Linked DNA regions of Homo sapiens: region 1 is linked to region 2. Evidence: read pairs that join two places in POLR2A ChIA-PET (ENCODE). Cell type or tissue: B cell. All regions are shown on one strand. Each heading gives the region's core, and the rest is flanking DNA. Links, peaks and the distances in the headings are about the cores only. Region 1 overlaps WIPF2 (WAS/WASL interacting protein family member 2). Region 2 overlaps RARA (retinoic acid receptor alpha).

Region 1 (2,808 bases), core at 265-2,764, 50 kb before region 2:
GATCCCTCACATGCACGGTTCACAATGGGGTTCGCCCTCCTATGAGAATCTAATGCTGCTGCTGGTCTGACAGTAGGCGTTGCTCAGGCAGTAATGCTTGCTCGCTCACCTTCTGTGTGCCCTGTTCCTAACAGGCCACTGACCTGTACAGGTGCATGGCCCCAGGGGTTGGCGACCCCTTATTATACTTAATGTATATTTCAAAATTGCTAAAAGAGTATATTTTATTTTATTTTATTTTATTTATTCGTCCCCCCCCCCCCCGCAAATGGAGTCTTGCTCTGTCGCCCAGGCTGGAGTGCAGTGGTGCCATCTTGGCTCACTGCAACTTCCGCCTCCTGGGTTCAAGCCATTCTCCTGCCTCAGCCTCCCAAGTAGCTGGGATTACAGGCACAGGCCACCACACCTGGCTAATTTTTGTAGTTTTAGTAGAGACGGGGTTTCACCATGTTGGCCAGGCTGGTCTCAAACTTCTGACCTCAAGTGATCTGTCCACCTTGGCCTCCCAAAGTGCTGGGATTACAGGCATGAGCCACTGCGCCTGTTGTAGAGTAGATTTTAAGTGTTTTCACCATTAAAAAAAATATGTGAGGTGATGGATATGTTAGTTTGATTTAATCATTCCACAACGTATACATATAACGAGACATTGTACCCCATAAATACATAAAATTATTACTTGTCAAAAATAAAGTAACATTTAAAATAAATAACAGTGTATCCTGAGCCTGAAACCGTATTAAAACCCAGAACTAGGCCGGACGTGGTGGCTCACGCCTGTAATCCCATCACTTTGGGAAGCCGAGGTGGGCAGATCACCTGAGGTTGGGATTTCGAGACCAGCCTGTCCAACGTGGTGAAACCCCATCTCTACTAAAAATACAAAAATCAGCCAGGTGTGGTGGCGCACACCTGTAATCCCAGCTACTCGGGAGGCTGAGGCAGGAGAATCACTTGAACCCAGAGGTTGCAGTGAGCTGAGATTGCACCATTGCACTCCAGCCTAGGCAACAACAGCGAAACTTCGTCTCAAAAAAAAAAAAAAAAAAAAAAAAAAAGAAAAACAAAAAACCCAGAATTATTCAATTCCTTTCCCTGCTGCCATGCAGGTTGCACTAAGGAGCCGAGTGAAGTAGGGATACTGACCAATATCTGTCCAGCTCTGTTGACCCTGTGTTGTCTATGTATTTGTAGAGAACCTAGCTGGTAAGCCAGCCCTGCAAATCCCCAGTTCTCGAGCTGCTGCCCCAAGGCCTCCAGTATCTGCCGCCAGCGGGCGTCCTCAGGATGATACAGACAGCAGCCGGGCCTCACTCCCAGAACTGCCCCGGATGCAGAGACCCTCTTTACCGGACCTCTCTCGGCCTAATACCACCAGCAGTACGGGCATGAAGCACAGCTCCTCTGCCCCTCCCCCACCACCCCCAGGGCGGCGTGCCAACGCACCCCCCACACCTCTGCCTATGCACAGCAGCAAAGCCCCCGCCTACAACAGAGAGAAACCCTTGCCACCGACGCCTGGACAAAGGCTTCACCCTGGTCGAGAGGGACCTCCTGCTCCACCCCCAGTCAAACCACCTCCTTCCCCTGTGAATATCAGAACAGGACCAAGTGGCCAGTCTCTGGCTCCTCCTCCTCCGCCTTACCGCCAGCCTCCTGGGGTCCCCAATGGACCCTCTAGCCCCACTAATGAGTCAGCCCCTGAGCTGCCACAGAGACACAATTCTTTGCATAGGAAGACACCAGGGCCTGTCAGAGGCCTAGCACCTCCTCCACCCACCTCGGCCTCCCCATCTTTACTGAGTAATAGGCCACCTCCCCCAGCCCGAGACCCTCCCAGTCGGGGAGCAGGTAAGTGCTTGGAAGCACCTTTTTCCCTATCATGCTGTGAGTTGATTTTATCTTTCCCCAGAGCACTCCTTGAAGACAGTAATTCGTTTATTCACTCAGTGGGTTTATTGAGTACCTTTTTATGTGTCAGGTCTGTTGGTAGGGAAATAGCAATAAATAGAAAAGACAAAAAAATTTGACAGTCAAACTAGTAAAATATATAAATACATAGTATGCAGTATGCTTTAGAGAATTACAAAGCAGAGGAGAGGAATAAGATATACTGGGGCGGAGGTCGGGATGATGATATCTTTAATTGGAGGAGTGGGGAGAGAGTCAGGACAGTCCTTACTGATACGGTGAAAATTTGACAAAGACCTTAAGAAAGTGACGAGTAAGCTTAGTAGTTATCTAGGAGAACAGCTGTTGCAGGCAGTGGGAACAACAAATGCAGAGGCCATAAGGCAGAAGTATTCTTGAAACATTTTGGGGACAGCAAGGGGGCCATTGTGGCAAGACTACAAAGAGTGAGGGGAGGGAAGAGTGGTAGGACTTGGAGGTTGGAAAGCTGGAGCTGCAGGGGAGAGCGCACTGCAGGATTTTGCAAAGACCTTGGATTTAACTGTGTGAGATGGGAAGCCACTGGAGGGTTTTAAACAGAGAAGTAGTATGATTTGATTCACCTTTTAAAAAGATCATTAACTCCTATGTTGAGAACAGACCGCAGGAGGACAAAGGTGACAAAAGGAGACCAGTTACTGGGCTGTTGCAGTAAACGGCCAGATGGTTAGGACTACTGTGAATTTGTGGGAAGATAGGTGTTCAGTTTGAGACAAGTTTGAGATGCCTGTTAGGTAATCAAGAAGAGACAATGAATTGGTAATTGGCTATCAGACTCCAAAGTTGAGGGGAGAGGTTTCGGCTAGAGAGATACATTTGAATGGTGTTGAAAACCACATGCTGGATGAAGTCACCTAA
Region 2 (2,808 bases), core at 130-2,629:
GCTAGTCAGAAGGAGGCCCCCTCTGAGGCCTGGAGGCAGGGAAAGTTGGGGCAAGTTGGGGTGTGTATGGGGAGAAAACTCAATGGAGAATTGTGGTCCCTCAGAATTCAGTCTGCTTTCTGTCTTCTGCCTCAGGCTCTCCCCACAGGCCACCATGCTGCACAGCTGCAGGGGGAACCATTCCATAGACTATGATGTGAATGGCACCCCCTGGGGTTGTTCAAGGCCCTGCCTGTGTAGCCACACGTGGTGCATCTGTCTCCCACCTTCTTCCTTCAAATTAGTTCAGACCCACCTGGAAGGAGGTGTTCCAGACAGGCCTTAATCCAACACCCTCTCCCCTACCCTGCCTCATGCCACTCAACATCTCCTATTCCTCTGCTGCCCACCCCCAACGCACCAAGCAAGTCATGGTGCACCACCAATTGTGGTTCAGAAGCCCCTCCCCTTCTCTCTACGCAGTTTCTGTGTCTCTTGGGGGCTGATTTATCATACCCCCCATCAAGCCTACTGCAGTGTGTGAGAAATCAATAGTGCAAATGGATTGAGGCTGTTTAGCCTGTCAACTCTCCTTGGGCCCCACCAACTCTTCTGGGACTTGCGGAGTTGCTCAGTCCCCTTCTGGCTCAACATACACATATTTAGTGGTTGTAGCCAGAGCACTGAGCACAGGAATTATTCTTTCTGTTGGTCTCTGTCTCATTCTCTCTCATATACTAGGCTGGTCTTAACATGACAAATACTCTTGAACATTTATTTTCTAGCTTGGGTGGACGGGCTTAAAGGGCAGTAGGCTGCCAGCCAGAGGTAGGGAGGGAGGCAGGTGGGTGAGGGATATGGCGGGTGGAGGGGTGGGGTGGGGGTGGGGACGAGCTGGGGAAGGGATTGGGTGACAGCCCACCCCATCAGCTCTGGTAACTCAATCCCTGCACCCCACCCTCCCAATTTCCCTCCTGCTCAACAACTTCAGCAGCTGCTGGCAGAAGCAAGGCTGGCAGAAGTGTGTTTGAGTGCATGTGTATATGAGGGGAGAGGGTGAGAGGGGCTGTGGGGGCAGGGAGTGCTGCCAGGACATGTTAAAGGAGACTCACAGCCTGGGTACAACTTGGGTGGCAGGAGGAGGTGGGGCAGGTGGGAGAGTGGGTGGTGAGTGATGGGCAGGCTGCAGTGGGGGCAGGGCAGCACAGGGGTCTCACAAAACTTGTTGGCACTGGAGCGGGGCCTGGTGTGGTGGGGGTGGGCAGTGGTGAGGGGGCAGGGGCTGGCACAGACATTGCTGGCCCCAGAATGCTGAGGCCCATTCTTTGCCAGGGGGCGCATGTAACCATGGAGGGACAGTCTGCCCCTGTCTGCAATCCTTGGGCTGTGCCTGCTGGGCATCACAGTCTTGGTGGTGACTAAGTCACTTCTGTCCTGGGGCTGGCAAGGTGCCAGGCTCAGCTCTTCTCGGTAGGTGAGTCACTGCCCTGGCATCTCCCCCGGATGCAGCTGAGTCACCCAGCCATGCCTGCTAGGCAGGTGGGCACCAGGCTTGTGGTGGGGGTGGAGGGCTATGTGTGCAGCCCCCAGTGTCTTCTCTGATCTCTCTCTGGCATGTCCTGGCCCCACCCATAAACCTGCAGAGCCAGGCAAGGATGGCGCTTCTCCCTTGTGATCCACTAAGGGGTGAAGGAAAAGGTAGCAGGGCACAGAGTGGAGTCATACATGTTTGATTTGGAGTAAGTAGGGGAGGAAAGAGTTGAGGAGGGAACATTGATTGGGTTATATGTATATATATATATATATATATGCTTATATGTGTATATATATATATATATATATATATATATATATATATATACACACACACACACACACACACACGTATATATTTATTTATTTTAACAAAAAAGACACAGGGTCTTGCTATGTTGCCCAGACAGGTCTTGAACTCCTGGAGTCAAGCAACTCCTGGCGTCCCATCTTGGCCTCCCAAAGTGCTAGAATTAAAGGTGTGAGCCACCATACCTGGCCTGGGTTTGAATCCCAGCCCTGCCATTGACAAGCTGTATGACGTTGAGGAAGGCAATTTTCTTTTTGAGCCTCAGTTTTTTCATCTCTACAATGGCAACAGGAGCCTGCCCCTTCAGGACTGTGAGAATCAAATGGAGTGGGACTATTAAGGTACTTGTGGGAGGAGCTCCTTTTGGGATGAGCTAGGAGGCTTGGGAGGGGAAGAGGAGTCAGCTGGAGCTGGTTCCAACAAACTCCCGCACCATGGTCTTGGAGGGCCAATTGCTTCTCATCATCTCTTCGGAGTATCACTTAATGCTGTTCTTCAGGAGTTTCCACAGGCTGTGAGAAGACAGCCTTGTTGTACTAGAAGTGTGGGCCCTCCTAGGGTGTCTCAGAGCTATATTTTATCTCTTTTGACTACTGAGAACTGCCACTGGCCCTGGTACCTGTCCAGACTCTCTTCCTTCACTTCCTCTAGTTTGAAGAGGGATGGGGCTCAGACTCCTCCCCCAGCCTATCTCCTGTGTGCAGGGAAACAGTAGGCCCCAAGGAGTGTCCTTCTTAGAGTGAGGCGCCCCGAGCCTGTGGCTTTTCTCTCTCTGCTAGTTTCCTGCTGCTCCCTGGGTACCCTTCTCTCCTCCTGCATCAGAGTCCCTGGTGGGAGGGGGTGGTGGAAGCCCTGTTATGAGCCCAGCATAGCTGGAGTTCAACTGCTGCTGCAGATTGAAGACTCCTGGTCCCCCACCTGGGGACCTCTCCTGCCTTCTGCAGTCAAGCTTGGGTAGGGCTGGGCCTTGGACAGGTGGTACTGGT

The links. Peaks named below come from ENCODE experiments on the same cell type or tissue, not always from the same donor. Only the 100,000 strongest peaks of a DNase experiment are listed, where the experiment ranks them.
Region 1: POLR2A ChIA-PET joins it to region 2 with 10 read pairs; 7 of 35 experiments call an interaction of 5 or more read pairs at or near these places.

Annotation. Positions count from the first base shown.
Region 1 is chr17:40,263,296-40,266,103 of GRCh38, forward strand. WIPF2 (WAS/WASL interacting protein family member 2) reads left to right here. Exons shown (of 8, transcript NM_133264.5): 5 at 1,195-1,851. Among named protein-coding and RNA genes, the nearest start is that of CDC6, 23 kb to the right of the region's middle. In B cell, for the core only: no CTCF peak of the experiment used is centred there; no DNase peak of the experiment used is centred there.
Region 2 is chr17:40,313,333-40,316,140 of GRCh38, forward strand. All of the region lies in intron 1 of RARA (retinoic acid receptor alpha), which reads left to right. LOC105371934 (a long non-coding RNA gene) reads right to left here. Exons shown (of 2, transcript NR_189654.1): 2 at 1,861-2,808. Among named protein-coding and RNA genes, the nearest start is that of RARA, 5.6 kb to the left of the region's middle. In B cell, for the core only: no CTCF peak of the experiment used is centred there; a DNase peak (open chromatin) is centred at 1,459.